4 separate regions of the Mus musculus genome follow, and regions 2, 3 and 4 are each linked to region 1. A link is a loop called in an ENCODE intact Hi-C map of the cell type or tissue named here. Cell type or tissue: heart. All regions are shown on one strand. Links, peaks and the distances in the headings refer to the core of each region. The heading gives the core; the rest is flanking DNA. Region 1 holds the start of Tead1 (TEA domain family member 1). Region 2 overlaps Tead1 (TEA domain family member 1). Region 3 overlaps Parva (parvin, alpha). Region 4 overlaps Parva (parvin, alpha).

Evidence for each region. A loop is a pair of places that touch in the nucleus more often than their neighbours do. Peaks named below come from ENCODE experiments on the same cell type or tissue, not always from the same donor. Only the 100,000 strongest peaks of a DNase experiment are listed, where the experiment ranks them.
Region 2: a loop joins it to region 1, with 3.0 times the contacts of the local background. A loop is called at or near these places in 6 of 42 quality-filtered maps.
Region 3: it touches region 1 in a loop (2.0-fold over the local background); 2 of 42 quality-filtered maps call a loop at or near these places.
Region 4: a loop joins it to region 1, with 2.8 times the contacts of the local background. A loop is called at or near these places in 15 of 42 quality-filtered maps.

What each region holds. Positions count from the first base shown.
Region 1 is chr7:112,674,365-112,682,053 of GRCm38, forward strand. Tead1 (TEA domain family member 1) reads left to right here and starts at 4,992. Exons shown (of 13, transcript NM_009346.4): 1 at 4,992-5,362. Gm40451 (a long non-coding RNA gene) reads right to left here and starts at 527. Exons shown (of 2, transcript XR_869877.2): 1 at 1-527. In heart, for the core only: a CTCF peak has its summit at 4,497; DNase peaks (open chromatin) are centred at 4,227, 4,897, 5,687 and 6,667; H3K4me3 peaks cover 2,901 bases; H3K27ac peaks cover 3,306 bases.
Region 2 is chr7:112,743,169-112,750,857 of GRCm38, forward strand. All of the region lies in intron 1 of Tead1 (TEA domain family member 1), which reads left to right. Among named protein-coding and RNA genes, the nearest start is that of Tead1, 68 kb to the left of the region's middle. In heart, for the core only: no CTCF peak of the experiment used is centred there; no DNase peak of the experiment used is centred there; H3K4me3 peaks cover 412 bases; H3K27ac peaks cover 1,288 bases.
Region 3 is chr7:112,558,030-112,565,718 of GRCm38, forward strand. It overlaps Parva (parvin, alpha), which reads left to right. Exons shown (of 13, transcript NM_020606.5): 5 at 1,900-2,040. Among named protein-coding and RNA genes, the nearest start is that of Parvaos, 26 kb to the left of the region's middle. In heart, for the core only: no CTCF peak of the experiment used is centred there; a DNase peak (open chromatin) is centred at 3,672.
Region 4 is chr7:112,466,602-112,474,290 of GRCm38, forward strand. All of the region lies in intron 1 of Parva (parvin, alpha), which reads left to right. Among named protein-coding and RNA genes, the nearest start is that of Gm45998, 19 kb to the left of the region's middle. In heart, for the core only: a CTCF peak has its summit at 3,365 (motif pointing right); DNase peaks (open chromatin) are centred at 1,240, 3,450 and 4,890; H3K27ac peaks cover 2,317 bases.

The sequences.
Region 1 (7,689 bases), core at 1,679-6,678:
GCAGGAAGTCTACAAGGCACAACTACAAACTGTGAAGCTAACTACAAAAGAATGAATCCTTGGAGGAAAGGAAGCAGAAAAATCTCTGGGAATAGGAAGAAAAGGAGGAAGGGGTCACAGGGAGGTGGCAGTCACAACTGACTAGTAGCCTGGATGAGACATAGCAACATAAATGGATGGAGTAGATAAGAGCCCAGCTGCAGAGGCTGAGGAACCAGTGGGAGGTGAGAATAAGAGACAGTGGGACTTGCAGCTCTGTTCACAAGGCCAGCAGTGAAAGAGAGGACAGGGATGCTGAGGGGAAAGAGCCCATCTGAAACTGAAGACCCAGAATAGTAGATGCAGAAAGGACATTTGGAATCAGAAGGGCCACAATTCAGAGCCCAGTGAAGTTGCTGGTCCCTGGGAAGAACTGGAATATAGGTATGTATTTTGAAGTTCTTAAAAAGTATGACGGGGCATGGTGGCGCATGCCTTTAATCCCAGCACTTAGGAGGCAGAGGCAGACAAATTTCTGAGTTCGAGGCCAACCTGGTCTACAGAGTGAGTTCCAGGACAGCCAAGACTATACAGAGAAACCCTGTCTTGAAAAACCAAAAAAAAAAAAAAAAAAAAAAAAAAAAAAAGTATGAATGGGGGGGGGGGCAAAAAAAAAAAAAAAAAAAAGGATGGATCTGGGATTGGAGAGATGGCTCAGCAGTTAAGAGCACTAACTGATATTCTAGAGGTCCTGAGTTCAATTCCCAGCAACCACATGGTGGCTCGAAACCTGTCTGATACCCTCTTCTGGTGTATCTGAAGAGAGCAATGGCATACTCTTATACACAAAATACATAAATACATCTCTTTTTTTCCCCTAAAGTATGGATCTAGAGCTGGAGAGATGGCTCAGTGGTAAGAGCATTTGTGGCTGTTCCAGAGGACCTGGGTTCAGTTTCTAGCACTCACATTGTGGCTCATAACCAGTTCCAAGGGATTGGATGCCCTCTTCTGGCCTCTTCAATCATGCATTCAAGTGGTACACAGACATACAGCAAGGTAAAACACCAGACATACAACAAAAAAATAGCCAAGTAGTAGTAGTGTAAACCTTTAATCCCAGCACTTGGAAGGCAGAGGCAGGAGGATCTTAAATTCAAGGACATAGCAAGTTTGAGGCTACCTCAAGCTATTTATAAGACTGTCTCAAGGGGAAAAAAAAAAAGAACAAGACAAAGACAAAGAAAAAAAGTTGGATGTGATATACATGATGGTGCATGTTTTAATTCCAGCACTGGGGTAATAGGGTGGTGGGGTGAGGCAGAGGCAGAAGGATCTTTGTGAGTTTGAGGCTAGAGTAGTGTACATAGTGAATTCTAGGTCAGCCAGGGTTATCTAGTGAGAGACTGTCTTAAAAAAAAAGGAAAGGAAAAGAAGAAACAGAGAGAAAGAAAGAAAGAAAGAAAGGAAGAAAGAAAGAAAGAAGGAAAGAAGGAAAGAAGGAAGGAAGGAAAGAAAGAAAGAAAGAAAGAAAGAGAGAAAGAAAGAGAGGAAGAAAGGAAGAAAGAATGAAAGGAAAGAAAGTGAGCTTAAATTAGTAGAAACCAATTATTGTTACAATGTATTTTAGCTTGGAAAAAAAGTAACTTTCTTAGCCATGCCCTCAGGGTTCTACCAACGCAGAGGAGTGGGAATCTCTTTCTCAGGGAGATGTGTCAGTGTCTTACCTTCTCTCTGTTACAAGTTAGCTGTTAGCTTCCTTTGGGGGAAGGCTTAAGAGAAATGGACTTCTTGTATCATTAGATAGTTTAAGGTTGCTACATCTCTGGGTCAGAGGACCCTTCAGGTCTTCCAGGTTCTGTGGAGTGCTGCATTGGGGACCCTGAGAAGCATGGCTAAGAGCACAGTCTTAAGTGGAACTGCCTGGGTTTACATCCTTCGTCTGTATTTACTAAGCACATAACCCAGGCCAAGTTATCTTACTTCTCTGGTCCTCAGCTTGTCTATCTATAAAATGATAAAAGTACTTAACTCAAGGCTGAGAGAGATGGCTCAGCAGTTAAGAGTGCTTACTGCTCTCAGTTTCCAGTGCCCAAATGATGCAGCTTGCAACTCTTTTAACTTCTACTCCAGAGGAATCTCCCTCCCTCCCTTTTCTGGCTTCTGTAGGTACTGTGCTCACATAAACACTCTCTCTCCATATACTCATAATTTTAAAATACACTTAAAAAACAGTGCCTACGTCATAGTGGGTCAGGCGAGGCGATGCAGGGGCAGCACTTAGAACATTGCCTGGTACAGTAGTGCTTTCTATTTCTTTCAGGAGTGAGACACACAAGCATCAACTATGAATCAGAAAGAGCCGGGCGGTGGTGGCGCACGCCTTTAATCCCAGCACTTGGGAGGCAGAGGCAGGCAGATTTCTGAGTTCAAGGCCAGCCTGGTCTACAGAGTGAGTTCCAGGACAGCCAGGGCTACACAGAAAAACCCTGTCTCGAAAAACCAAACAAAACAATGAAACAACAAAACAAACAGAAAGAATCTGGATTTTCTATCCCCTGCTTGTCCCTACATCTTGTTTCTCATCTGTATAAACTGGGATAAGAATTACTATGTACAGGTGCAGTGGGGATTAATTGAGACGGTAAATGCAAAATGCTAGAGGCTAAGAATGAATTCGACTCATGAAAACTGCTATCATTTTAGCAGGTGGCAGCTGCTGTTTCCATCCTCAGATGGGTTCAATTGCTGATAGCTGGAAACTCACAGGTCCTGACCAATGTTTTGACCAATAGGGAGATGAGGAGAACACAAGGTATGAGCTAGATGGGTAGAGAGATGATGCTGCATTTCCTATTTCTGAGCAGATCCTAGACAGAATAACCTTAGCTGAATGAGACCTAACCACTGTCTCATACAGGCGAGTCTCACCAGAAGCACACATAGGTTGTGAACTAACAGAACAAATACACATGGCATACCTGGACCACGTGGCTTCAGGGTCCTGGGCAGGAGACATCTAGTTAATCAGGTCCCCACCCCCCAGTCCCCCCCCCTTTTCTTTTTTTGTCTCCCTTCTCCTCTTCCAGAGAGGATCCAATTCTTTAGTTCAGGATTTCCTCAAACTCTCACCAATCCTCCTGCCTCAGCCTCCTGAATGCTGGGATTATATTGCTACTGTGTCCGGCTCCAGCTGAACAGGCTTCCTTGGAGAAAAGGTTTTTAGCATACATATCAAAGAATATGTGTTTTGATGGAAATAAGCTGTAGAACGTACAGGCCGAGGAGTTATAGCATATCATGATTAGCTTTGGAAGTTTGGCCAAGGATTCTTAGCTTAGTAGAAATGAGAGAACACCAAATTGTCAGGAGCAACTGGAGTCTGAAGGGTAACTGGCCTGTCATGGGCAAGATAAATACTGGTTTAGAAATGTACCCACTGGTAGGCTCGCCCTGCTACCAGACATAAAAATCTCTTATTTATTTATGTTTACAAATGTTTTACCTGCACGTGTACACCATGTTTGTGCCTGGTGCTCCTGGAACTGGAGTTACAGACTGTTGAAAGCGACCATGTGGGGAACCTGACAGGAGCCTGGTCCTCTGCAGAGCAGCAAGTGCTTTTAACTGCTTCTGGCGTTTTCTGCCCTCTGTCTTATTCGCTGGTGTTAATGGAAGGCTATCTGGAAAAGAGACATACACCTGCCAGAGTTTTAAAGGGAAAAATCGTCGTGTATTTTCTAATACTCTGCTCGGGTGTGTGAAGTTCTTACTGTCAACCTGTCACATTACTGCATAGTAACTGGAAATAATACACATTTGTACCTGATTGCGGTGGACATCTACACAGGTGAGAAATTATAGAATGTATAGAATTAAAAAAATACACAGTGATGTGTACAAGTTGATCTGGAAAATCTGCTCGAAAATTAATACCCTGGCTGGGATATAATTTTGGTTGACAGGCGTGGGGAAGAGCTGAGTGAAGCGAACAAAGAATGTCTCTGTATTACTTTTTACAACGGCATGGGAGTCTTCAATTCTCTTGACGTATAATTTTAAAAATGCATTAGAGAAAGATATTTCTGCCTTTAAAACGCACTGGTAATCGTTGTTTCCGATCAAACGCGCTCAGTGAGTCCCATTGGCTTTCCTGAGTTATGCACACTCCAGGAATCCTCGGGCACAAAACAGGCGCCATTAGTTTGTTCTGAAGCCAGAGCTGAAAGAAGGAAGTCCCGGTGCGGGAAGGGCCGGCTCCTTTCTGGGAAACTACGGACTGCTACCGGCCCAAACTGCCAGCATGTCTGTCCCAGCCTCCGTTAACTTTACCGGAGTTTCTCAAGTACTGAGGCGCCGTCCACTCCAAAAAGAGTTCAAACCTTTTATGATTGATTCTCACTTTCTCCATAAAGGGACGGCACAAAGCTGCTTTTTGCAGCCAGGCAAGACTTTATTTATTTTATTTAACCGGGTGCAGGATTTCTGTAGACTCAACTCGCAGCACGAGTGAGCTTCACTTCTAGAAAGACAGGGCAGGAGGCGGGCGAGGACTCCGTGACGCTCCAACCCGGAGTTCGCAAAGCCCAGAATTTGCGCGAGCACCCCGAACTTGGGTAAAGCGAAACGGCTAGAGGAGGAGTGGCGGGCTGGGGAAGCCGCCCACTCCGGCCTCAGTTTCCTGAAGAGCAACCTCCCTTCCAGCCTGGGAGCGTCGTTGCCTGTGCAAACCAGGAGGGGGTAAACTGAGGCACAGCAGGCGGAGGGCGCACACCCGGCATTCCTAGTATCCGGCCGCCCCGCCTCGGACCGCACAAAGCCCTGAGCCCCCGCCATCGCGCGCGGCTCGCTCCCCCGTGGGCGCCAAGTCCCGCCCCACGCGTCCCGCCCCACACCATGACGTCACCGCGGCGGCAGGCCCCGCCCCATCCAGGACCCGGCGGCATGACGTCACCGAGGCCCCACCCCTCCGGAGCGAGTTCGGTCCTGGCGTTCATTTCATTCCTGTCCTCATTCCGCACATTCTTCGCATCGCTCGCGCCGCGCCGCGCCGCCCGAGCCGAGCCGAGCCTCCGCGGCCCCGCCGCCCGCCGCGGGCGCCCCCCAGCACTTCGCACACTCGCTTCCAGCTCGCGGGGAGTCCGCGCGCCGGGGCCCGGGCCCGGGGCGGCCGCGGCGGGGCGCAGGCCATGCGCTGACCCCCCAGCGCGCAGCGTCGCCGGAGCGCGGGCAGCTGCCCCGGCGCGCCCTGCCCGTCCCGGGAGCCGGCGAGGCCGGGTTGGGGCTGCCCGGCGCGGGAGTACCGCAGGGAGTACCGGCTGGAGTAACGCGGGGGCGGCGGCCCAGCGCCCCGAAGTTTGCCGCGCCCGCTCGGGCTGCCGTGGTAAGTTGCGCGCGGGGCGGACTCGGGGGCGCGGGCTGTCTAGGCGTCACCGCGATCGGCGCTTTGTGTGCGGCTCCAAGAGGGGAGCGGCCCCGCCGCCCTGCAAGTTGGGCCGCAACCCTGCGCGGCAACAGGCGGCCCCGCTCGCCTTTCTGCGCGCCCCTCTCTCCAGCGTCCCTCTCCCGCGCACCTCGCTCCTTGCCTGGGAAGCGCCGAGTTTGGCGCGATCGCGGGTGGGAGAGCGTTCGGCGCGCAGCTTAGAGCCTGCAGCCCGGTGACTCCCCCGGCGCCCGGCCCCTTCGGGGTCCGCGCCGATCCGGGCTCCTCCTCCCGGGAGATGAAAGAGGGCTCTCTCGCTCTTGCCGCCTCTCCAGAGCTGCCGCCGCCGCCGCCGCCGCTCCAGTGCACATTCAAGTGGAAAATTTTCAGGAGTCAGCAGAAACATTGTGTCCAAAAAAGACTGAGTCGCACTTACCACCAAACCCGGGAGTAGACTCTCCCTGGAAAACTTCCCCTCGGTAGGAAATACTGGGGGATTTGTTTGTTTATTGGAGGAGATACGATCCCCAGGAGGACCCCAAAAAAAATCTGGGGACACTTTTAGCCTTTGTTCGCGAAAGCACCACTTGTTTTCAAAGTCTAGAGGCCCGTTTGAAAGAAAGTTCAACTTCTAGGAGTTTCCTTTTTCTTTTTTAATGCATTTTTTAAAATAATCAAAGCTACATTTTAAGAAGTGGGGCTCACACTTCACTTATCTTCTTCCCGTGAAAATAAAAGCCAGACTAATTTTCCTCGGTCTTAATCGTCTTCCTTTTTAAAGATTTATTTTAAGTTGAATGGTGTCACCCGTATAAAAATATTTATGAAACAATGAAATACCAGCCACCAGCGTTTCTCAGGAGGCTTGTTAAGTTCTTAGAAGCTGTCTGTGATTTACAGAAATGCAAATTGATCTCAGCGCTGGAAACTTACAGACAGATATTCCAGGAATCGGTAGTGTAGAAAGGCCGGGGTTTTAAAATAGCGCCATTTGAAAGGAGCCGAGGTCCTTGGAACAAAAAGGTCTGTAAATACGATCATATTTCAAAATAGTGAATGGAAAATATTTCAATTCCTACAGATAATGCCAAGTAACAGAATCGCAGTCTCCTTTACGCCCTGTGGCCTGGATTCGTTGTTAGTTTAGGTGGTCTGGTGGCTTAGAGTGTGCCGAGTGCCTGCAGGTGGTTCCCCGGGTGGACAGATCCTTCCCGTTAGGGAGACTCGATCTACCCGGAGCCAAGGGGTAGCTTGTCTGTGCAAGCCTGAGCTCTTGGGTGGGGGCTAATCTGCCTTGAGACTGAGGCTGGGAATAGTCCTCAGGCTGTACAGACTGTGCCAGGGGCTTCCGCCTTTCAGCGGAGTCTGCGCTTTTCTGTGAATAGCAGGATCTTTGGGCCCAAGCGCATCTGAATGCTTATAAGGGCCAGACTTAGATCCAACTTTGGTAAGAATCTTTCCTCTTTAGAAGGAAACAGTAGACCCAGTTACAGCACGACTCCGGAAAGACAAATGCGTTTAGCTGAACCTTTGTCAACAGCAAGGTTTTAAATTGATGATTTTAAGGAGGAAAGGCGTATTTTTCTAATCTCAGTATTTCCATAAATGGTCATAAGATATTTTTGTGTACTATTTCTTTGAATGTGTAACTCTGTGTCGGACTCTTAGGTTTCAGGTTTTCAACAGAGTTTGCAATTGCTTTATTTGTTGTTTGTATAAAAAATGAGCTGATAAGCTGTCTCCATTACTGAGTCTTGTTCATGTCCTTAGTAAGCCATTTTATTTTCTGTTTAATGGCAAGTATTGTTTAAATTGAAGATTTAGGGAAATATTAGAATACTTTTTATTTTTTAAAAACAAGTTTGAAACAAAGCCAGAGAGACACTTTGCCTTTATAAAAGAGTTTAAAAAAAAAAAAAAGGGCGGGCGGAGAGAAGAAGGGGAAAAAGAATCATTGTGTGAGTTCCTTCTTCCTGGGGTTCTTTATAAATTCTAGGGAACATTTTGGGGTTATTGGAGGTTTTGTACAAGCAAAGGCCAGGACTGAGCAGGACATGTATATAGTTAGTGACCTTTAATTTGAAGCTGGCAGATAATGTAGCATAGACTGACACAGACTGCACTAACTGAATGAGTAACTCGCTTGTACTGTGGTACGTACAGTGTGTGCTTCCCTTACAGCCCTGTGAAATGGTGCAGGTGGGTCTGCAGGGGTCACCTGGTGGGGAGCTGGCTTCCTGCCCCTCCTGCTTTCTCTCCCTCTCTTTGCTGTATACAGCTGGGATTAT
Region 2 (7,689 bases), core at 1,145-6,144, 68 kb after region 1:
TGCGAACTCTGAGGAGTGATTGAAGTTCACTTTATTTGAAATGGCCAGGCTGGGCCAGACCACATCAAGCTGGCTGTGCACCTGTGCGCACGAGGGCAGCGGCACGGGAGTGAACTTTGAATTCATTTTAGAAAGGAACAGAACAGCGAATAAATGCCTTTTTACTAGCATTTTCTTTCTTGAAGGCCTGCCTCTCCTCCTGCAGACCTAATTAGCTTTGTGGTGCTGGAATTTGGTTTTGAGAACATTACATTAAAGCTGAGCAGCATCAGGGATTTGTAGAGTTGGCAATCCTTGTACAAACCTTTGACTCAAATCTGACTTTCATGTATGCTGTTGAAAGAAAACCGTCTCTCCAGCTTGCCCCTGAAACAGTTTTCAAAAGCACCTTCCAAATGGTCAAGTATCACAGAGATGGAGTTCCTCTGGCTTCTGAGGGAGGGAGTTAGAGATTGTGAGGTCCACAGTGGAGATGTGGAGAAGGCAGGTAGGAATTCTGCAGTCTCTCTCTCACCGTGGGGATTCTTTCCTACACTCACTCTAACGCCTGCCTCCTTTCCTCCCCGGCTCCTTTCTCACCTCCTGAACACTTCCCTCCCGCACTTGGCAGGGGTGTCGACTGGCCTGCTGTTATTTTTGTAGTAACCTGATACTTAGAGCAGCCCCCTGGCCTCGGGACTCAGACTGAGTTGAAAATGGTGCTTGGGTCCGTGCTGTTGCAGTCACCCAGGCAGAGCAGCTGCCTTGGGGGAGGGGCCGGGTCACTAGCGAGGACTTCAGATCACTGCTTAGCGGGGCCCTACTGGGATAGGAGGTGGGGGCTCAGCCTTGAAGCCAAGACTGGAAGGATTAGTTATTGAATACAGTTGGGGTTTGGGGAAATGAGGAATATTTTTAAGTCAGCAAGTTACTGCTTTTGTTCTGTGGGTCTAGTCTAGGTAGGGTATGCCTGAATCAATCCTTGAAATTTGTTTGGTGAGGAGAGATTTTGTGTGCACCACATACTCCCCTGCCCCTCCCACCTCACCCCCACCCTCTACCCCCTACCCCCTACTCCTTGTCTCAGTGTTCAGCCCAAGCAGGCCGGGAAGTGCAGTCCAGCCTCTTCCTCTTGAGTTCTAGGATTACAAGCTAGTACCACCAAGCCTGGCTTGGTTTCTTAAAAGTCATAAAAAAGAATTAATGCCTGATGTTTAAATAAATTGGATGGTTATTTACTGAATTGTGTTAGGTGCTAGGAGGGGTGCAAAACTGAATGGAAAATAGTTCCTGCCTCTGAAAATTGGTTATACAGAGGTGACACATATTTAAGCTGTAATTATCAAATATTGTTATATGCGTTTATTCAGTAGTTGCTTGAGAATCCTGCAGCAAAGTCAAGATGCATGAACACTCAGGTGGGTGGCTCACACCTGTAATCCCAGCACTGAGGGGGCAGAGGCAGGCAGATCTCTGAGTTTGAAGCCAGGATGGTCAGCATAGCCCACTCCAGGTCCTGCAGTGCTATAAACTGAGTCTCTAAAAAGAAAAAAGTGTGTTCACACTAGTCTGTATGCATCAAGCTAAAGCAGTGCACAGCTGCCTGTTGATGGCAGAGACGTACAATTTATTAAGGATTTATAATAATCCTTATGATAGGATTGTTTATTTATGCCATCTCACTTATTCTTTACCATGGTGATAATATTTTAACTTTGAAGAAAAAGCTAGAGGACAGTTAGTTGTTAAGTGCAGAATTAAAAGTTCACATAGACTATGTGTTCACTGAGTAATTCATTGTCACAGAGAGAGACAATAGTCACTCTCTGCTGTGTTTTTGGTTAGCTCATGCTTTAGTTGCCTTTGCTGGCCTTCTAGCATAGCACCCTAGAGAGGTGAGGCTTGAGTCACCACACTGTCACTCTCAAACTCTCTTTAGGGACCAGGGGAATATGCTGGAACAATGAAGACAAAGTTGGGTGAGCAGTTATTGGAGCTGAGTAACTGCCCCTTCCCCCAGCAAAATTAGTTCACACCTTTGGCTGTTCAAACAAGCCACCTGTGTAAACTGTCTCCCCAAGTTGTCTCTCTCATGCATTTGTAAATTTGGAATGCTTAAGAAATACACCCCATTGTTATTCCTGAGACAATGTAGGAGTTTTCCTGGTCTCAGACCACACTGAAAATGCTTTTGATTTAAAAACTGGCTTCACATTGATAAAATAATCTTATCCTTTTCCCCTCTAAACAGATACACATTTGTGCATATACATTTCCAAAGGCACATGTGTACACTTAAGACATGTGCATAAAACACACACACACTCCTTCTGGAATTGTCTGCACAGTCCATGTTTTCTGGCCTGCTCTATGAACAGTTTCTGTTCCTAGCCTTTGAGGCCCCTGTGGCACAGGGCTAGCTAGAGCCCAGAATTTGTCACTCCAGAGTTTGACACTCTATTATTGTGTCTTGGCTCCAGCCTTTCTGCTTTCATGCTTAGCTGTGATTTTTAACACATTGGTGCCTCTATATTCTTATAGAACTTATTATTTCCTTTCAAGAAACTTTTGTTTACTTGAGTCACAGAGTAGACTCTCATTCCTGTGCTCTTGGGTGCATCAAATAGTCTCGCTCATGTGTGTGTGTGTGTGTGTGTGTGTGTGTGTGTGTGTGTGTGTGTATCATTCAGTCGCTTGTTCATGTATTCCCCCTTCAGTTCTGTATATTAGTTATTCATTGAACTAATATCTAGGGGATCAAGTTAGCATGTGACAGGCATTCTATTGAATATCAAGGACAGAAAGACCCCCAAGGTTCACAAACTGGTAAGAGTGAAAGGCAGACAAACTGTATCCCATTGATACACTGAGCATATACTACCCATGGGAACACAGGGCAAGCAGGAGGGTCAAATCAAGCTTGGAGGGAAGGAGGGGGTCTTGAAGGATAATTGGTGTCCTTTAGGCCTTCTGAGGATAGGGTGCTCACTGGAGTCTTAGAGTTTCTGCTGCTGCGATAAAACACCATGACATAAAGCAACTTTGCAAGCAACATGATAGAGCGTGTACATACACATCCAGAGAAGTGAGGGCAGTGACCCAAGACAGGAAGGAACCCTAAGGCAGGAACTGACACAGAGGCCATGGAGGAGTGCTGCTTATTGGCTTGCTTCTCATGATTTGTTCAGCCTGTTGCTAAGCACCCAGGACCCCCAGGCTAGGAGTGGTACTACCTACAGAAAACTGAGCCCTCCACATCAGTCATCAATGAAGGAAATGCACTCAGGCCTGTCTATGAGTCAGCCCTATAGATGCATCTTCTTGATTAAGAGTCCTTGTCCCAGATGACCCTAGCTAGTGTCATGTTAACATATAAGCTAGCCAGCACACCGTATAGAGTATATTTAGTGATCTTCCATCTCTTGTACCTGGTTGTGGATCAGGAGTTACAGAGTATAGTCCTCATTCAGTAGAGACTTTATTACATTAAATGAGAATAACTAGTAGATGGAACTGTCTCTTTTTATGAACACCCCATCCTCAGAATGAATTTAAGAGGGTTTGAAAGAATGCAGTATAGCAAAATGAAAAGTACAGAAATAATAAATTATGAGATAGGGGACCAAAGTAGACTTTAGGAAATAACCCAAATTTGAAGGCCCAGATAGCCTTCCACTTTGCCTAGGGCACTCCAGTGTGGTTCAGTGCATTCGACAGCTGGAGTGGAGGGTAAAGCCTTTGCTGACTGTGCGTGCGGTGTTCTCTCTCCCTCTTCCTCCCTCCCTCCCTCCCTCCTCTCTCCTCCCCTCCCCTCCCCTCCCCTCCGCTCCCCCCACTCTTTCCTATCTTTAAGGATCTTTGTAAAAACGCAGTGTGTGTGTGTGTGTGTGTGTGTGTGTGTGTATTTGAGTGACATCTTCACCCTCGTTGGAGAAGATCCAGGCCTGATCTCACTAGATGGTTCTTCTGATAGTTCTTGGGTGCTCATGGCAATACATCTAACATCTTACAGTCAGAACAACTGTGCTCAAAACTACTGAAGTAGACTCTGAGTAACTCAGAATAAGAACGGTCCTGAGATACATATCATTATCTTCACTGCCCCTTTCCCCCCAACACACACACACACACACACACACCTCATCCTTCTTTGAAGATAAGATCTCTCTGTATAGCCCAGGCTGGCTTCAAATTTGTGACCTTTGGTACATGTGCCATCATGCTTGGCTGGGCTCTCCCCTCCCCCACCAGGATTTTTAGTGAAGTGTAACTAACATGCTTAGAAAAAGTGCATGCGTCATCAATCTCAAGTCCCTGTATTTTTCCATTGAGAACACTTACATTTTGTTTTATTTTGGAGACAGTCTCTTGTAGCTCAGGCTGGCTCAAACTTACTTTATAACCAAGAATAAAATACGAATTTATGCTCCTTATGGGCATGTGCCATTACCCTCAACCTCCCGGGTGAGGCTGTTATACTCACTGCTAATAACATTGATTAGGCTTTTCTTTTTTTTTTCTTTTTTCTTTTTTTATTACGTATTTTCCTCAATTACATTTCCAATGCTATCCCAAAAGTCCCCCATACCCTCCCCCCCACTCCCCTACCCACCCATTCCCACTTTTTGGCCCTGGCGTTCCCCTGTACTGGGGCATATAAAGTTTGCGTGTCCAATGGGCTCTTTCCAGTGATGGCTTACTAGGCCATCTTTTGATACATATGCAGCTAGAGTCAAGTGCTGATTAGGCTTTTCTTTTAATTCAATTATCTTACTCTAAAAGACAGACAAGATCTCACTATGCTGTCCAAGCTGACCTTAAATTTGAAGTCTTTCTTAACCTTGCGGTGTTGGAATTGCAGGCATGTGCCAATGCACCTGGCTCATGGATTAGTCTTGTTAGTGTTTGAACTTGTGAATAGATGCCTAGAGGAGAGTTTTCTTTGTATCTGGTTTATGCCACCAAACATCATAATTGACTGTGCAATAGCAACATCCTGCAGAACTTTCACAGTGGCAAAACTACTTCTTAGCTGTTTTGTATTATGCTGTAGCCACGAGCCACGGGTGGCTCCTGAGCCCATGAAATGCTGCTGCTTTAATCTTAGTGACTGACATTTAAATGTCCCTGTTACTAATGTGGACCGTATTGGACAGTGGATTTTTCTAGCATCCATTTTATGGATATGATGCAGGCTATGTATCTATGTATCCTGTAGTTAATAAGAATTTTAGCATCTCTAGCTGCCTTGATGAGTGATCATATAAACGTTCTTATACTCATCCTTCAAAGAACCTCTCCTCTCCTGTGAGGTTTGTGAGAAGGAAGGAAGGAAGGAAGGAAGAAAGGAAGGAAGGAAGGAAGGAATTGCCGAGTCAGCAAGTATGCATTGTGTCAGTTCTAGTAGTACATAGTGATTGCCAAAGAGTTTTCTAGAATGCTTGGAGTACTTTACACTCTCATCAGCTGTCTGTGAGGGTTCTGGGTGCTCAGCATCCTTGACAACACTTGTCAGCATTAGCCTTTTATTTTACAGACTGAGAAGATGGCTGGGTAGGTAAAAGCGATTGCCGCAGGGCCTGATGAGATGTGTAGGCTGCTGCTGTAACTCTAGTTGGTCTCTAGTTCTTCCATAGTGGAGACAGAGATGGGAGTCATCCAGAGTCTCCTGGGCCAGAGAGCCCAGAACATGCAGCACACAGGCAGAAACAATAGGAGAGACTTCAAAGATGTTGGAAAGAGAGACCCAAGTGTAAAAGTTGCCCTCGAACTCTACATGGGGCACATAGCTTCACTGTGGAGGTATTTAGTAACTAAGTAAGTTAACACCTTCTCATTTATTGTCTGACCCTTTGTTTTTTTAATATAAATTTGCTGCCTGATTTCTTCTTCTTTGGTAGAAATTTTTATGTGTCAAGGAGATGAATGTCTGTTGTGTGACTTTGCAGCTGTGGCTTCTTTTTTAAAATTTGAGACAGGGTCTTACTGTGTAGCCCTGGCTGTCAGGAACTTGGTATTCTCAGTCACAGAGATCTGCCTGCATCCATCATGCCTGGGGAATTTTATTTCCTTAATGCTTCTTGAAGTACAAGTAAGTTTTTACTCCCTCCTTCCTTTTCTTCCTTCACTCCTCCCTCCCTTCCTTCCTTCCTTCCTTCCTTCCTTCCTTCCTTCCTTCCTTCCTTCCTTCCTTCCTTCCTTCCCTCCCTCCCTCCCTCCCTCCCTCCCTCCTTCCTTCCTTCCCTCCCTCCTTCCCTCCTTCCCTCCTTCCCGCCCTCTGAAGCTTGGTTCTACATAAGCCAGCCTTGAATTCCTGGGTGCAAATGACCAAGTATTTGCTATTTCTGGCCACATTTTTCTCTTTAGTATTATTGTTTTGAACTTTATTTACTTTTGTGTACATGAAAACAAGTGTGCAGTGAGACCTGAGGACATTGGATCCTTGCACGTGGAGTTACAGGCTGGTATTAGGAACTGAACTCAGGTCTTCTGCAAGAGCAGCATGTGCTCCTAACCAACGAACCATCTCTCCAGTCCCACTCACAAGTATTTCAGATATATTTGTCTGTCTGTCTGTAGTGTATATGTACAGTCGTGTGCACGCCAGTGAGCAGGTATGTAAGTCATAGGACAAAGGGTTCTCTCTGTCCTTAGTGTTGAGCCTTGGAATTAAATTAGGTTGACTGGAGGATTGGGCTTGGTGGCAAGCACCTTTACCTACCAGGTCAACTGCCAGCCTCATTTTAGACTTTTATAGTAATAATTTGATATGTTAAGGCAATCTGCTGGGCCTTCTTGTAAAGTCTTAACTATTTTGCTTTTGAAATTCAGACTTAAAGTCTTTTAGATTGAGTATCTTATGAGGTCGTCATTTATTCTGGTCATTCGGATCTTGATTACCCTTATTCATTTATGGACAAAGTTGTCCTTTATTAATCAAAGACAACACGATGCTCCCTTCTCACACACCAAGTGCAAGTGTATGTGTAGGGTGGTTTCTGGACCCTTGAGGGACTGCTTTGGTTTGTATACCTTGGTGACATGGACTTACTGTGTAACCCAAGCTGCTCTCAGACTTGCTTTTCGACCCAGACTGACCTCTTACACAGGATCCTCTGGCCTCAGCCTCCTGGATGCTGGGGTTACAGGCTGTGCCACCGTGCCTGACGTGGGAGTTTTAATATAGGCCATTGTAAGCCATTCGGCCTGAGCTTCAGAATTGCATGGGTGCAGATTTGCTGCACCAGGTAAGTAAGTCTTACCCGCTGCTTTATCTAGGTCCGATTTTCATTAGTGTCCTAACGGCCACTGCCGTAGGTCCTAGTGATCGCACAATATCAGATTCTGTGCCCTGGGTGTTTAGGGATCATGTTTAGGACTCAAGCATGATTTAGGCTGTCAGGGTGTCTGCTCGGATCCTTTAAAAAAGGATCCTCAAGCTGGTGGCCTGAGTTTTGCCCTTGTTTGTTGGGAAGGAGAAAGAAGAGTGTGAAGTGATTGTTTCTTGATTACCTTAGCTTAGGCAGGTGTGTTGGGGCCTAGCTGTTTGCATCTAATGCAAGTGCTGGGAGCAGGGCATGGGCTCCTTAATTCAACAGCTCAGAATGCCACCTTGGTTCAAGATTTCCTTGTTGTCCAACTTATGACCCAGTGAGAGAAGCGCTGTGGATTTCCTCCCCCTCTCTGCTCCCTGTAGCATGTGCATCAAAA
Region 3 (7,689 bases), core at 1,708-6,707, 120 kb before region 1:
GTCTGTCTCTGTCTCTTTCCCTCCCTCCCTCTCTCTCCCCTCCCTCTCTCTCCCCTCCTTCTCTTCCCCTCCCCTCCGTCCCTTCCTCTCTCTGTACTCACACACACACACACACACACACATGTGTGCACACCCACGCTCACTCTCAAAGTGATATATAAGGTCTGCTCTGTGCTTGATAAATCCCTGCACTTAGAAAGTGAGGGATGGCTTGAATCAACTGAAGAGGGCAGAGAGATACATCTAAGGATGCTGCACTTACAAATAGCCTGCAGTCATCCTGCCCTGCTCCTGACAATAACTCATGTATCTTCAGAAACTGCAGACTCTCCAGTGGACAGTTTCACACCAAAGGGCATATAACTTGTGTAAGCTGTAATTACCAAAAATAAATAAGCGCTTGTCGGAGCACTGATGGAAAGTTGAAATATTTATATGGCAGCCCTTAAAAATGCAGAGAAAAGCTATTTTAAACATGTTCTGAGCCATGGGCTCTCTCAGTCCTGAATGAGCAGGGAGCATGGATTCAGATGAATCTAGAAGCAGGCACTGTAATTCCCATCAAAGGGGCTACTATTGTTTTGTCCTTTGTGATAGATTAAAATGCAAATCTAGATTAGTAAAGTGATCAAGCAGTCTCCTGTGTCGGGACACAAGTTACATTGGTATTAGCACATCACAGTGCGAGCACCGTCTAAATAGAGAAGTCCCCACTCACCATTACCAGGTGCTTGCTTCTTACTTCAAATCTGTAGCTGCTATTTTGCGCAGGTGCTCCTGTGGGCTTATCAGAGCATGGAAGTAATGGTCCCATGAGGGTTCTTCTGTCTTCCAGCTGGATGGTAGTACTTGTAGGATGTCATTTCTTTTAAGACACATGCTGATTTTAGGGGTTGGGAGGAAAAGCAAAGAGATGCTTCTGTCAGACTAGTGTGACTGGGGTGACATCCATACAAGAGCAGACAGAGTGCCTATAAGATGGTATAGCTGGTGGCTGGGTAAATTCCCCATTTCTGTGGTCCTGGGGATCTACAGTACAGTCAAAAGGCTTCCACAGGACGCATGCTCAATTAGACAAGGAGCAGCGTCCCTCTTCTAGAAGGCCCTCAACACACTTGGTCCTTCAACTGGCACAACCTCCAGTGGCCTGGGAAGAGTCTCTGTGAGAGACTGTCTACACCCTGCACTGGGTGGGCATGAGGGCATGCCTGAGGAGAATTGTCTTAATGAAGCTAATGGGTGTGGGAAAGCCCACTGAGGGCAGCACCACTCCCTAGGTGGGGATTTCTGAACTATATGAGAGGGGAAACGAAGCTGAGCAGAAGCAAGAAGTGAGCATGCGTACATCCATCTCTCTGTGTGATGCCACTGACCAACTGTCACAGGCTCTTGCCACTGTGACTTCCCACAGTGATGGAATGTAGCCTGGAACTATCAGCCAACATACATTTTCTCTACTGGGTTGGGTTTTTTTGGGGGGAGGGGGTTATTTTATCACAGCAACAAAAAATGGAATTAGAATGGACCGTAAATTAAAATCTTTGAATAAAAATCACATCCATACTGAAAATATCCGTACTTTTCTTGTCATGATTCTATAAGCAATATAAAATGACAGTATATAATGGCCTTTATATTGTATAAGGTATTTGAATAATACAGAGACGCCTAAAGCATACAAAAGGATTGCATAGGATTGCAAACACCCGGCCATTTTTGACCGGACACTCAAACACCCCCAGATTTGATTATGTGGGGTGGGACCCCAGAACAGTCCTAGGCTTTACTGTAGAGATGTGGTCATTGTGTGTTGTCATAGGTGAACGCGTGAAAGAATAGGCACAACTTAGGTTTTCTGTGACCCAGGATAACAGCTGCTCTTTTCCCTTCCCACTGCAGAGAAACTGGAGAGTGAGAAGCTCAACGTGGCCGAGGTTACGCAGTCGGAGATCGCCCAGAAACAGAAGCTACAGACTGTGCTGGAGAAGATCAATGAGACCCTGAAGCTTCCTCCCAGGAGCATCAAGTGGAACGTGGACTGTGAGTTAGGAGAGGAGGACTGTGCAACGACACTAGCCCCTAAGGGTCCCCCACCATTCCTAAACTGTCACCTGGGACGCCAAGTCATTTCTCTTTGAGAAATAACCTTTGACAGGAAAGATAGCCTATCATACAAACCCTTGGGGGTGGAAATAATAATAAAATGTCCAGGTCTGTGTTCCTTTGTCTGGAAGGCTTTCAGGTCAGCTTGGTAAGGAAATGATGTGTTCCGGAAGGCACTTCCGAGGCCCACACAGCCTGCTGAGAGCCGTGCTGTCTCCAGCATGTAGGAACTTGGGGAAGCTGAGGGTCACAGGTCCAAACAGCTGAGAGGCCAAGAGTGAGGCTTCAGTTCTGCCCACACCCTGTCACTTCTACCCTGCTCCTCAGAAGGAGTACAGATACCAAGCACTAGAAAGGGTTTGTTTTAATGTTTTATTTACTAGAGAGATAGACAGACAGACAGACAGACAGACAGACTGACTGACACATAGCAGGGAAGGGGGAATGTTCATGCCATGGTACATATCAGGATACAACTTTATAGAGTCAGTTCTCTCCTGTTGCTGTACATGGATTCATTTGCTTGACTGCTTCTACTCGGCTTGAGTTCTTCTCCACTTGCAGAGTTCAGCACCCCTGCCTAGGGAATGGTGGCCCCCGTACTGGGTAGTCTTGCGGCTATGAGGTCACTTACAGTGAAGGCAGATCATTTCCTTTCCTAGGTTTGAAGACATAATTTTTAACTCCTAAGTGGGGGAATCCATTTTAAGTCTTATAAATGGGATGGGTAACCTCTGCCACATTTCTATTACATCAGTTAGCTTACAGACACAGAGGCCAATCCAGTGCAACCAATCTTTTACTGAGACTCTCTTCCCAGGTGAATCTGATTCTAGGTCATGTCAAGTTGACAGTCATTCGCCAGGCTATACAGCAAGCACCTTTACAGACTGAACCATCTTTCCACCCCTACCTAGTACAGGACTTTTTAAGTTCCACCTTTCACAGGTAGTAGAGCTCAAAGATTTCAGAAAAATATAGAACCATTTATTCTTTTTTAATATTTTTATATGCAATATGCATAGGTGTTTTGTCTGATATAGAGCCCACAAAGGCTAAAAGAAGGTGTCAGCTCCCCTGGGACTGGAGCTCACAAACAGTTGTGAGCTGTTGTGTGGGTAGTGGGAATCAAACCTCAGTCCTCTGGAAGAGCAACTAGTGCTCTGAACCTCTGGGTCATCTCCCCAGCCCAGGGAACATTCATTCTTTTGCAGCCTCAAGATGCCTTGGCATCTGATAGAAACCCAAAGTCAGATTCAACAGTAAATGAATGGGTCACATGACACTAGCAATGACAGCCAATCCCTAATCAGGGAGTTTTCTGATTTTTCTCTTTGTAAATAAACAAATGCATGTTTTTTTTTTACAGTGAGAATAAAATGGTTAGACCGTGTTTGGATCTAAGTATTAGAATCCTCCTCCCCCACCAGTGACCTCATAGCTGCCAGGAGCTGTCTTCTGTCCTCATTTCTGACATCTGCCATTGGAGCCAAAACACCCACTACCTCCTTCAGCATAATTATACCACTGCTGGCATAGAACAGTGTGATAAGCTGGGAACAGGGCATTCTCTGCTTACCCAAAGTCACCTGAGGGTTGAGGACAGGACCTGGCTTTAGGCCCCAGAGGCTGCCCTGCTAAGGAGCCCTATTTCCCTGTGTACCTGGGAAATTAAATCATGGTCAGAAAAGGAGACATGAGGCCGAGCATATGACTTACTGGGTAAAGTGCTTGCCTCGCAAGCCTTGGATAGAGCCCCAGTGCCCATTTATTTTTAAAAACTTAAAAGCTCAGAGTAGTGCCACTTACCTGTAATTTCAGTGCTCATGAGGCAGAGACAGGAGAGCTCTGGAATTCTCTGGCCAACCCTGGCTAAGTGAGTCACTGAACTCCAGGTTCAGTGAGAGATGCTGTCTCAAAAATACAAAGTGGATGGAGCATTGAGGAAAACACTTGATCGCCTGATATTGACCTCTGGCCTCACACATATACAGCACGCATACACACACACACACACACACACACACACACACACACACACACTTTGCAAGCTGGCTGCTAATATCAGAGGGATTTAGTTGGATGTCTTTGCTGTCTCTCTGTTTACTTCTTGTGAATTAGTCTCCCTGGCTGGATCTCCAGAATGGAGATGGATTAGCGGGTCAAAAGAGATAATTATTCTCTTGGCTGCTCCCTGTGATGCCTCAGGGCATCAAGAAGAGCTGGATCTTGTTTACAAGAAGAAGCAGTGTGTTCTAGAAGGAACAGAGCAGGCACAACTCACAGGGAGAAGTTCTCTCCTTTCTCTCTAATCGGGCCTGACTGTGCGTTTGGGGACACGGTGTCGCCTTTATGCTCAGGACAAGGGTGGCAGGGACAGGCTGCTGAGTTACCAAGGTCTTTGATCTAGGACTTTAGGGATTTCTTTCTTTCCTGTTCATGAACAGTATTTTTTTACTATTGAAAATTTAGAAAATGCCAGTGTATAAAAACATTGAAATATCAATGTCCATTTCAATCCTCTCAGCACTCGCTCACCCAGCTCAGGTAATTCTTTCCACCACCCTCATCTCCCAGATGGGGAAATCAAGGCACAGAGGAGGTATGACACTACAAATGTTTATACCAGGGTCAGGAAGTCTAGCGTCTTCCGCTATCGCTTCCCCAGAGCAAGGAAGGGTGACTGGTACAGTCCATGTCCCCTGAAGGAGCACTGCTGCCCTGCCTACAGAGTGATGACAGGGGAGCCAGGAATCTGATTCAGAGAGCCACTTGCAGAGCCAGGCTGTGCACTGACTGAGCCTGTGTACGAGGCCTCCACAGCTGCCTACCTAGAGATGGGCCCTGAAAATTTTGGAGTATTACTGCAAGGTGTGTGTTTGTCCATCTGTGGGTGTCTGTGTGTGTAATAAAGAGTGTCTAGAACATGCTTTTTGTTTTCTCACATATGAATACACATGGATGCATGTATAGATAGGAATCTCCCTGTATCCTAAGGGGATGTCTTTCAACATGCCGGGGGATGCCTGCACCGTGGGTAGCTGTCCACATTGCGGGCACAGACACACAAATGGAATAGCTTTTCCATCTTTTTCATTATTTTAAGTTAGCATGCAAAGTACAGAGTTATGATGCTGTGCCCTTTCATACCTTTGTGTCACTCATCAGCTCTAACTCCTCCTCCTCACCCACTGCTCTCTCCCTCCTTCCTGCCCCCTCTTGCTCACTCCTTCCTCAGCCCAGATAGTACCTCATTCTGTTTTCATGTCACATGCATCCCATTCCCTCTCTTCTCCCCTGTCCTTTAAGATCTCGTCCTCCTCCTTCTTCTCCTCCCTATCTCACACGCATGCATGTACGCGTGTACACACACACACACACACAAAGAAAACAGCCATAGCTTATTTCGCCTGTTGATCTCCAGTTGTATCCATTTGCCTGTAAATGTCATGACTTTGTTTTCCTCTATAGCTGAATTAAATTGTTCCATCGTATACATACACTGTGTCTGTTCATCTGTTGATGGACATCAAGGCCAGTTCCATTTCCTGGCTCTTGTGAGTAGCGCAGCAGTAAACATAGATGTGCATGTAACTCCATGGCATGGCCACATAGCATCTTTGGGATACACCCAGGAGTGATCTAGCTGTTGTGTATGGTAGTTCTATTTTTAGTTTTTTAAGGAACCACCATGCTGATTTCTGTATTGGCCCCACCGGTGTCCACTCCCACCAGTGTGAATGAGGCTTCCTCATTCTCCGTAGCCTCACCGGAATTTGTTGTTTGTTCTCCTGGTGGTAGTCATTCTAACTGGATAGAATCTCACAGTACTTTTAATTTGCATTGCCTTGATGGTTAAGGAAGTAGAGCACAATATAATAATAATAGTAGTAATAATAATAATAAAATTTGCATTTCTTGTGAGAAATTTGCAAATTATACATGTATAATTTGCATTATCTCTTGAGAAATGTCTATTCAGTGCATTTACCCAGTCATTCATTGGATGGTTGAGAGGGTAGAGTGATGTTTAATTCTTTAAGGTTCTTTACAGCTGCTACATCTTATGGCACAGGAGCTAGCAAGATTTTCTCCCATGCTGTAGGCCGTTTCCTTACGCTGATTGTTTCCTCTGCTCTGCAGACATTTTTTAATTACCCATAGTCCCATTTTTCAGTTCACGGGGTCATTTCCCAAGACACTGGGTTCTTTGTGGGAAGTCTTTGTCTATGCCTGTGTAGACGTCTTTTGCTTGGGTTTTCTATCAGCAGCTTCAACTTTTCAGGTCCCACGTTAAGATCTTTGATCGTTTGAGTTGATTGTCACTCACGGTGAGAGATACAGATCTAGTTTCATTCTTTTGCAAGGGGTTGAGTGCTTGGCTTTCCCGGCACCACTTGTTAGAGGCCATTTTTTTCTCCAGGAAATGCTTTTCTGCATCCCTGTTGAAAACCAGGTGACTGTAGCCACAGGTTTATTTCCTGGTGTCCTACGCTCCCCTATTGGTCTACAGGTTTGTTTTTGTGTACCTGCCATCGATGTCTTTTCTAGCCTAACAACACATTTATCACACACAATGACCACCACTCCTGTCCCTTAAGGTATAACAACAAAATGAACATGAAGGGCTGGAGAAATGACTCGGCAGTTCAGAGCTGCTCTTTTAGAGGCCTGGGTTCCATTCCCAGCACCCATGTGACAGCTCATAACCATCTGCAACCCCAGCAAAGGGAAATCTGATAACTTCCTGTGGTCTCTGTGGATACCAGGTACACACATTGTGCACAGACAGACATGCATACAGGCAAAACATCCACACACATGGAGTAAATAAATAAATCTCATTTTTAAACTACCATGAATATTCTTTTTCATAATTAAGTAGAATGTGCATTCTTACTATGGCTATCAGAATCTCAGTACTCAGGTTTTTCTCTATTATTGAATTCTCTCCCTTTAACTTAAAGGCAGCCCTTCATGCCTTCACTTCAGCATGTCTGCGTTGCCAGCCTCACTGTTCTCATGCCCTGGGGCCATCATTAAATACAATAATGCAGTCACAGTACTACTGAGGCAGCCCAACATCAGGTGACTAGTGGAGGAATTGCATCCTTGGTATGGAGACACTGGACAAGGAGTAGTTTATGTCTTGTTCAAGACAGAATGACTCAGCTCAAGGTTTCATCACAGAACCCAAAATGGTTTTTATATTCCTTTTCAAGTGCTGATCACAGTACATGTTTGTGTACATGCATGCAGATGTGCATAGTGTGTGATTATCTTGTTTCTGTCGAGTGTCCCTCTAATTAATTCACGTTAATACCTAGCTGACATTGTCTTGACTGCTTTTCTGTGTGTGCAAGGGTTCTGTTATGTGGCTGTATCATAGATTTTGAAGGCTGTGGTTGAGGCATATGCTCCATCTAGGCACAGGATTAGAAGGAGAAACTCAGGCACAGCTGGAAGAAAAGAAGCAGAAATGGGTGGGCTGCAGATAAGACTTGACAGCCTTCATTGTCCTGTCTTCCTTTCATGGTCTCTGCTATTGGCTTTTAGATCATAGGATTTCTATGCTTAGGAGGGAGA
Region 4 (7,689 bases), core at 1,074-6,073, 210 kb before region 1:
AAATTCCACATATTAATCCCTAGGGCCTTTCATGATGATGAGAAATTAACAGTAAAAGTCAAATTATCATTAAGGTAATCAATCGAGTGACTGTAGAAATAGAAATGATTTTGAATCATCAGGTGTGTGTGCCCACACTGGCAAGGGACCTTAAAAGTGGAGGAGAGGGACCTGAGAGCTACAGGGAGGTGTGGCCAGGGACGAGAGGTCAGAGATATGTGACAGGACAGACTGTAAACACAGGGTGAGGAGCCATGAGCCAAGCCATGTTGGAGGCCACCAGCACCTGAAAAAGGGAAGGGCAGAGATTCTCCTCAGAGCCTCCAGAAGAGAACATGGGCCTGCTGACGTCCTGACTCCAGCCCAGTGAGACCTATTGTGACTTCTGACCTCCACCATTGTGAAATAATGAATGTGCGTTGTTTTAAGCCACTAAATATGTGGTAATTGGTTGCAGCAGAAAGAGGAATACAAACAACATTTTTGTACCAAATATCCTTAACTGTAGCACATTCTGTTATAACCTTTGGCTGAGAAATTGTAAGTCTGGTTTTTTTTCCAGGTGTAGTGAGTGTTTTAAATCTTAGCACTTGGGAGGCAGAAGCAGATCTCTGTGAGTTCAACACCAGCCTGGTCTACATAGTGAGTTCTAGGCTAGATAGGACTCCATCATGAGAACCTGTTTCAAAAGGAAAGAGGAGGAGGAGGAGGAGGAAGAGGAGGAGGAGGAAGAGGAAGAGGAAGAGGAGGAAGTCTCTTTAGAGAGATTGCTTGCCAGGCTATGTGGAATGATATCATGCCTTTGGAGGAGTGACTGGACTTGCTGACATGTCCCTAGCTTCGAGGAATGCAGATAGCAAGCATTTTTCCAGGTGGCACACTGAGTCCTGATTTTAACTGACCATGGAGACCAGGGGAAGCTACAAAATTCAGGGAGCGTGGTTGGATATGCAGTCCCAGGACCCTTAGTCAGTATGGTCCAGGGACTGTGGATCAGGGATTGGATGGCCCTCAGACTGATGTGGGATCTCCTTTGTTCTGCCTGGGATTCAAGATTTAGCTTCCAAGCCTCCTGTGTGAAACACCCTAGCTCTTTTCAGCTCTCAGGAAACTCCCTCTAAGCCTTTCCCCTCCCTTAGCCAGGGCCCCAGCCAGCTGCTTCGCCTCCTGTGCTGCGGTTGTTTTCCCTTGACTAGCTGTCAGGCCGGTCTGCAGAGGGCCAGCCCAGCCTGTTCCAGGCGTACATTTGGGGCTCAGCCGTGGATACATTTGATTGGTTGTGGCTGGATCCAAGGGGTCCTACACAAGGCCTCTTGCTTTCTCCTTTTAGGGAAGTTGGTTCTCTCTTGCTTGTTTCTCCTCCTCTCTCTGGACGCATCACCGGCAAATCTCAATAGGGCCCAGTGCCCGCAACCAGTCTGTGATTCACGCTGAGCCTGCCAGATTGCTCACTCCAAAACCCGTGTCCTTCCTTCCCTGGACACAGCCGAGGATCCTCCACCACCACAACCATCTTAGCTTCAAATGTGAAAATAAAACAGGGGGAAAAATCACCGTAGAACCATTTTTAGTGACTCATCACATGGAACCTTTGTGTAAAACCAAGAGGCTCAGATGGCAGAGAGCTCACCCAGTTAGTGTACCCAAAGCCCTGGGTGCCACCCCAGTACTGCATAAGCCTGAGCATCGTGGTGCAAGCCTGTGGTCCCAGCACTCGGGAGGCCCAGGCAATGGGAAGTGGAAGGGGCAGAATCGGAAGCTGAAGACTGGCTTGACAGAATGGTAAAAGTACTTACTTACTATGAAAGCCTGTGTCCTGAATTCTGTCCCCCAGAACCCATGGTAGGAGAAAACAGACTCCAGAAAGTTCTCCTCTGATCTCCACATGTGTGGGCACATGTGTAATAACATCCATGTCACGTCACTAGGGCTTACTGGTTGCCAATGTAGCCTGAAAACACAACTCTAGGCTCAATGAAAGACTGTCTCAAAGGTTTTTCTTTCTTTGTTCTTTTAAAAGATCCCTTCATTTCTTTTCCTTTAGATATTTAGGTGAACAGTAATAATTTTAAAATAGGCTTTAATTTGTTTTTTTTTTGGAGAAGACTTGAATTTATAGAGAATATATGGGGCTAATACAGGGTCCTCATGTATATCTCATACCCTTCCCCCTACTGTAGACTCACGCTGGTGGGAGACCTTGGTTACAGTGGGTGAGCCAGTACTGATGCACAGCTTTCACTAGAGGACACACCCACACTTTGTTTGGATTCTCTTAGCTCTTCTTACCTAAGAACCATCTTTCTCTGCTCCGGGACCACATTTCCTTAGGTGGGCCCAGATTCCTAATCTCCTTGTGGTAGGGATAGGTTTCAGGCTTTCCTTGGTTCTTATATTTTCTTTCTAAAATTTTTGCCTTTTTTTTTTTTTTTTTTTGGTGTGATGAACATTTTTGGCCTGCTTGTATATCTGTGCGTCTTATTCATATAGTGCTCACAGAGGCAAAAAACAAAACAAAACAAAACAAAACAAAAAAAGTACCTGATCTTCTAGGACTAGGGTTACAGATGGGTGTGAGCCACCATGTGGCTAGGAATCAAACCCAGGTCCTCTGGAAGAGCAACAAGTGCTCCTAACCACTGAGCCATCTGTCCAGCCCCTAGAGCTTATATTTCCAGGAAGTTGGGTGCTTCTGATCATCTCCTCATAGTCAGGCTGCGTTGAGTTGGTGGGTCATGGATGGCCTACGTAGCGTCTGTGAAGTTGGAATCAAATGATGTATGAAGCCTACAGCATGCTTAGAAAAGTCAGTGCTGACACAATGATACACAAGGCTTTCAAGAAAGAGCCTTCTCCGTTTATCCCTGCATGTGTCACTGGCCCATTGTCACTCTCCCTCCTGAGAGCTTCTAGCTTCCTGAGCACTAGACTCCCCCTCCATGGAATGCCTTTCATTCTCTCTACCTGGCTCCCTTCTGAAGTCTTGGGAAAGATGGCAAGGTCTGGTTGACTCTTCACCTCTGCCCTCCTTTTGTCTCCACTTTCCCTGAGGCAACTGGTGCAGTCCCCAGGGCTTGCTTAGGGGTGTGGGACTGATCATTCTGTTATATGCTGGAAAGCTCCCTGGGAGCTTGCTACTCTTCTTCTACCAACACAGCCTGGTACCCAGAAGACACCAGAGGATAAGAAATGGATGGGACATTAGAGAAAGGTGTCATTTTCCAGGGCAGCCTCAAGGAACATGCAGGGTGCCAGCGGGTATGGTAATACATATCAGTGATTCACCTTTGAGTGGATTTTTTAAGGGTATTTTCTCCTTGTCCTAGAGTGTATGGCTGGGGGGTGTGAATATAGTACTGGCCACCAGGGGGCTCCAGGAGGCAGTTTAGCAGCCAGCAGGGGACGAAGGCTGGGGTGGTTTCTGCAGCCACCAGACTCCTGAAAGAAAGTGTGTCAAAAGAGAAGTCTGTTTTGCCACCGATGTGCCAGGCTCTGTAGCAAGGACAGGATGTACCAGCCTGTTCTGCAAACATGTGTAGGCCCCAAATGTCCTTTACCCCAGAGGTCTACAAAGAGGACAAAAGCTACCGAGAGCCATGAAATGACGCTGGTAGAGATAAATGAACTTATATTATGTGTGCGACCAGACCTTGATGAGGGCTTCCTGATTTCCTTCCATTTCAGTGTTTAAAGGGCTCATCTTGGTTTAGAAATTCCTAAGATCGAGATCACCACTGAGAAGTTGGAACATCGGCTGTCCTGAGTTCTGGGAAGACAGGGAGAGGAGTAGCTGTGTTAATCTGTGTGGTGGAGGTGAGATTAGACGTGGATCTGTGGAGTTTTATTCTTCCTCTTTCGTTGTTGATATTGCTATGGTCATAACGACCGTGGCCTTGGTGGATTTGGTTTCTGCTCCATGTTTGTTCTCCTTTGGATAGAAGGAGAATTGAACGAGCAAAATCCTTGGCTGTTCAGAGGGGAAACCAAGCCAGGACCGTTAAGTGACATCTCCAGACCACAGTCAGATCCTGCCTGCCTTCCAGACCTGAATTCTTTGCACATCCCTGAAGGATCTAGTCAAGTTGCCTGTTGGAAGGCCTTCCCATGCCCCAGGGAAGCAGAGGGCTATCACAGCAGGAGGTTGTGACAGGTGAACCCTTCATTAATAACAATAATAAAAAGAACAATTCTATCTTCCCTTTCTGGGGCCATGAGCTTCCTAGCATGCGCAATAGACAAAAAGGACAAGGGATGTCTGTCTGCTAAAATTGAACACTGTGTCCAAAGCTTCTGTAGCTTACGGAAAGTGCAAGCTATGGTAGACTCGACCTTGTGTACGGTTAAGAGGAGGATTCTTCCTATAGGGATGGGCCTGCCTCCACCACTCCAGCATGAGGCTTGAGTTAGTGAATGCTCGCCCCATGCTTGGCTTCGATGTGGGGGTCTGAGCCCAGGTCCTCAGGAGTGTGTGCAGCCACCATGTACCCCACCCCTCAGCATCTTCCTCTTCAGGGTTTGACTTGGCGGCATGTGATTTCACCTGCACAGGATCCTGCAATCTCGCCCATCCGAAGCCTTTGGGACGGGTGTGGTTACGTGAACTGCCACCTAGGCTCTAGGACATTGGCTGCCGGTTCCACTGTTTTTTCAGGATGAGATTCTCAATGGAAAAGTCCAGCAACAAACTGGAAGGTTGTTTGCCCCAGATGAAAGTCATTAATCCCCCACCCAGGGGTCTCTCACAAACAGAAAGTTTATCATTGTAGCACACAGCAAGTCTGCAGAGGAGGAAGACCTAAAGAGAGTATTCAGAGCCTCCTGGGCCTTTTGCCCCACACAACAGTCTAAAGCTTCAGAAAGGCCCCGAATCAGGCGCATGCTCTACCCCTGGCCAGCCCCAGGATCTGAGAGCTGAGTGGTGACTGTGCCTGGCACGCCCACTTAGCCAAACCTCAGCTCCGTGCCAGCGTGGAGCTATTAATTATTTTTCTTTGTCAAACCTTTGTCAGCAACTTCATCCCAAAAGGAATGGTTTATTTTCCCTTTGGCGGTGTTTGTGACTGTAGTAAATAAGAGATAATTACATTCCGGTTCTTAAATTAAAACAAAAATAGCTAGAGGTGCCAGGCAGGAGTTATTTACATTTTCCGATAGCCCACCTCCCTGGTCCAAGACTCGGCACAATTAGTTTGTTGCTTTTCCTGCAAATCTGGAGCCGCTCAAGTGGTTTAATGTGAAATTTTTATTTGTAGTGCCCCCAAAATCATCCTCTTTGCTCCAAGTTAATATTAAATAATACTTCCAATTTTTTTTTTCCTTTTAGCATTGCTGGAGACACTTAAGACCATGAGAGTACAATTGAAATAAGAACATTAAAGTTTTTTTTTAACAAAAGCGTCGTAGCTCAGTGGTAGAGAGCTGTCTGCCAAGGCATGATGGCCTAGATTCAGTCCCTAGTGCTACCTAACACAATACGAAACAAAAATAAACACGAGGAAGAAAAGGAAGCGGGCACTAAGGAGGTATAAGGTGAAGTAAGAGAATGCATCAGAAAGCGTTTGGAGAGTCTTATTTTCTTTGTTTGTACCCTGTTGCTTATCTGGGTATCAGCCTCTGATTTGGCAGAGGGAGAAAGGCATTCTTGTGGCTGCAGAGAATTCCTTTCTTGATTCCTTGAGTTGGTGTTTGGAAAGTGAAAATACAGTCCAACGAATCCTTACAAACATTTGGTCTTATTTTCCTAAGAGGTAAACAAAATTATAAAAGGTGATATTTGAAATGGAATCTAGAGAGCTAGCAATGTGGCTCAGCAGTAGTACACTTGCCTAGCATGCACGAGGCCCTGGGTTTGATTCCCCAGCACCACTCAAAATCTGGGGAGAGAGGGGATTGGGTCCTTTGTCACTTTGTCATGTGGGACTTGGATGGTGAGGAATCCAAGGATCGTGGTGACCTGGGTGGGTGAGGTTCGTGCTATCTAAGGATTGGGCTCGGAAAGACTCGGCAAAGCTTAATGACAGGAAGGCTTCTGGGTGGAGATGTGTTCTCTCCAAAACAACAAGTCTGACCACAGAGAGGGATGGGGGCAATGTTCTTTGTGAATGGAAGGCTAGACGTATAGTGTTACATACCATAGGCCGGCAGGAGCAAGCGGCAGGCCCCAGACAGCCTGCCTTAACTGCTTGCTTTTCCCTCCCCTCAAAATGCCTTGATTATGTAACTTACTGAGGACAGTCAGTACCATGACTTCATCCCGAGAAGGTGGAACCCGTTCATGGTTCTCAGCGCCCGCCCAAAGGCATTGTGTATCTGAAAGCAAAGATGTGATGAGAAGCCTGGAGCACAGGGATGAGAGAGAAACTGGTCTGCCGCATCAAGTCATTCTTAGGAGGCTCTCCCTTCAGGTTGTAGGAGCAAGCTGAGTTTTGACAGCTCTGCATTTCAGCCACACTGCCCTCATCAGCAGCCCGCAGCATCACTGTGCCTGTCAGAGCCCATCCCTAGTAGTGCTTTGATGACCAGACAGCACTCTCTGAGGTCATTGCCACTTAGATTTATTTGGAGGGGACAGGGAGAGGATTAGCTAGTGTTTATTCTCAGAGCAGGGCTGACCTTTACATCATCTGAACCTAAGACATTCTATGGGCTGCAGTGTATATTATCCCAGATCTTAATTTGAAGCATAAATGTTAGACTAATTTCCTTTTGATATATGACAGTAGTAGAATTCAACATTAATATGATCAGTCAATAATTCAACTTCTATTTCAGATATCAAAGAAATCTTTCTGTCTCCAGTCAGAAGAAAACAGAAAGGGATTTAACATTTTGCTAATAACAGTCCCTTTTCTATTTATTTTTTTCCTTAATGAACCGGCCTTGTAACCGATTGATTTGGTCTTTGAAACCCACGGGAGTCGTGCGGAGCTCCCAGGATTCCCATGGAAAGACACAGAGTCTTCTCCACTTTAGCTACTGGCATTGATCTCTGCCTGCCTTATTAGGAGCAGAAAGTTTGAAAAGTTTCTACTCTGCTCCCCTTTTTCAGCGGCAAGATGCCTCCTCGTGCTGAACTGGCTGCTTTGGGAGAGAGGCCTTAAGTGGGATGGGGAGGGGGTGGGGGCGGGGACCAGGGCAGGGGCGGGGATGGAGTCTTCCCACTCCGTGAGGATGATTGAACAGCCTGGGTGATGAGTTTTAGAAAGAGTTTCATCTGTAGAATGATTATGGCCATGCTGAACACAAATGGCTTTGTCACCATTAGCAGGCAGATGGAGCATGTGTTTCGTATTATTAATTCGAGGCGGCCGTTAGGGCTGCTCCAGCAACTCGTAAGATTGCAGGGCCAGCCAGTGAGCATTTGCTCTAGTTCATGTCTGTAAGGGGCCCTGTTCAGATGATCCCTGGCCCGGACAACCACTCTGAAGGGGATGCTGTATGACACCATCCCTGCCCCAAATGAGTGCCTCACTTACAGGAAATAAGTTAAAAAGAAAGATGAGTCAGGGGACTTCAAAGCAATCCCGTTTCCTCAGAACTGAAATCACAAATACCCCAAACTCAAGAGTTCATGGACATTCCTGTGCAGCTGAAACCTTTGCCCAACTCCAAAAGGTCTCCCTGTACAGAAGGGACAAGGCCTGCCAGGAAGATGGAACAAAGGTGAATGAGAGAAGGAACAGGCTTGGG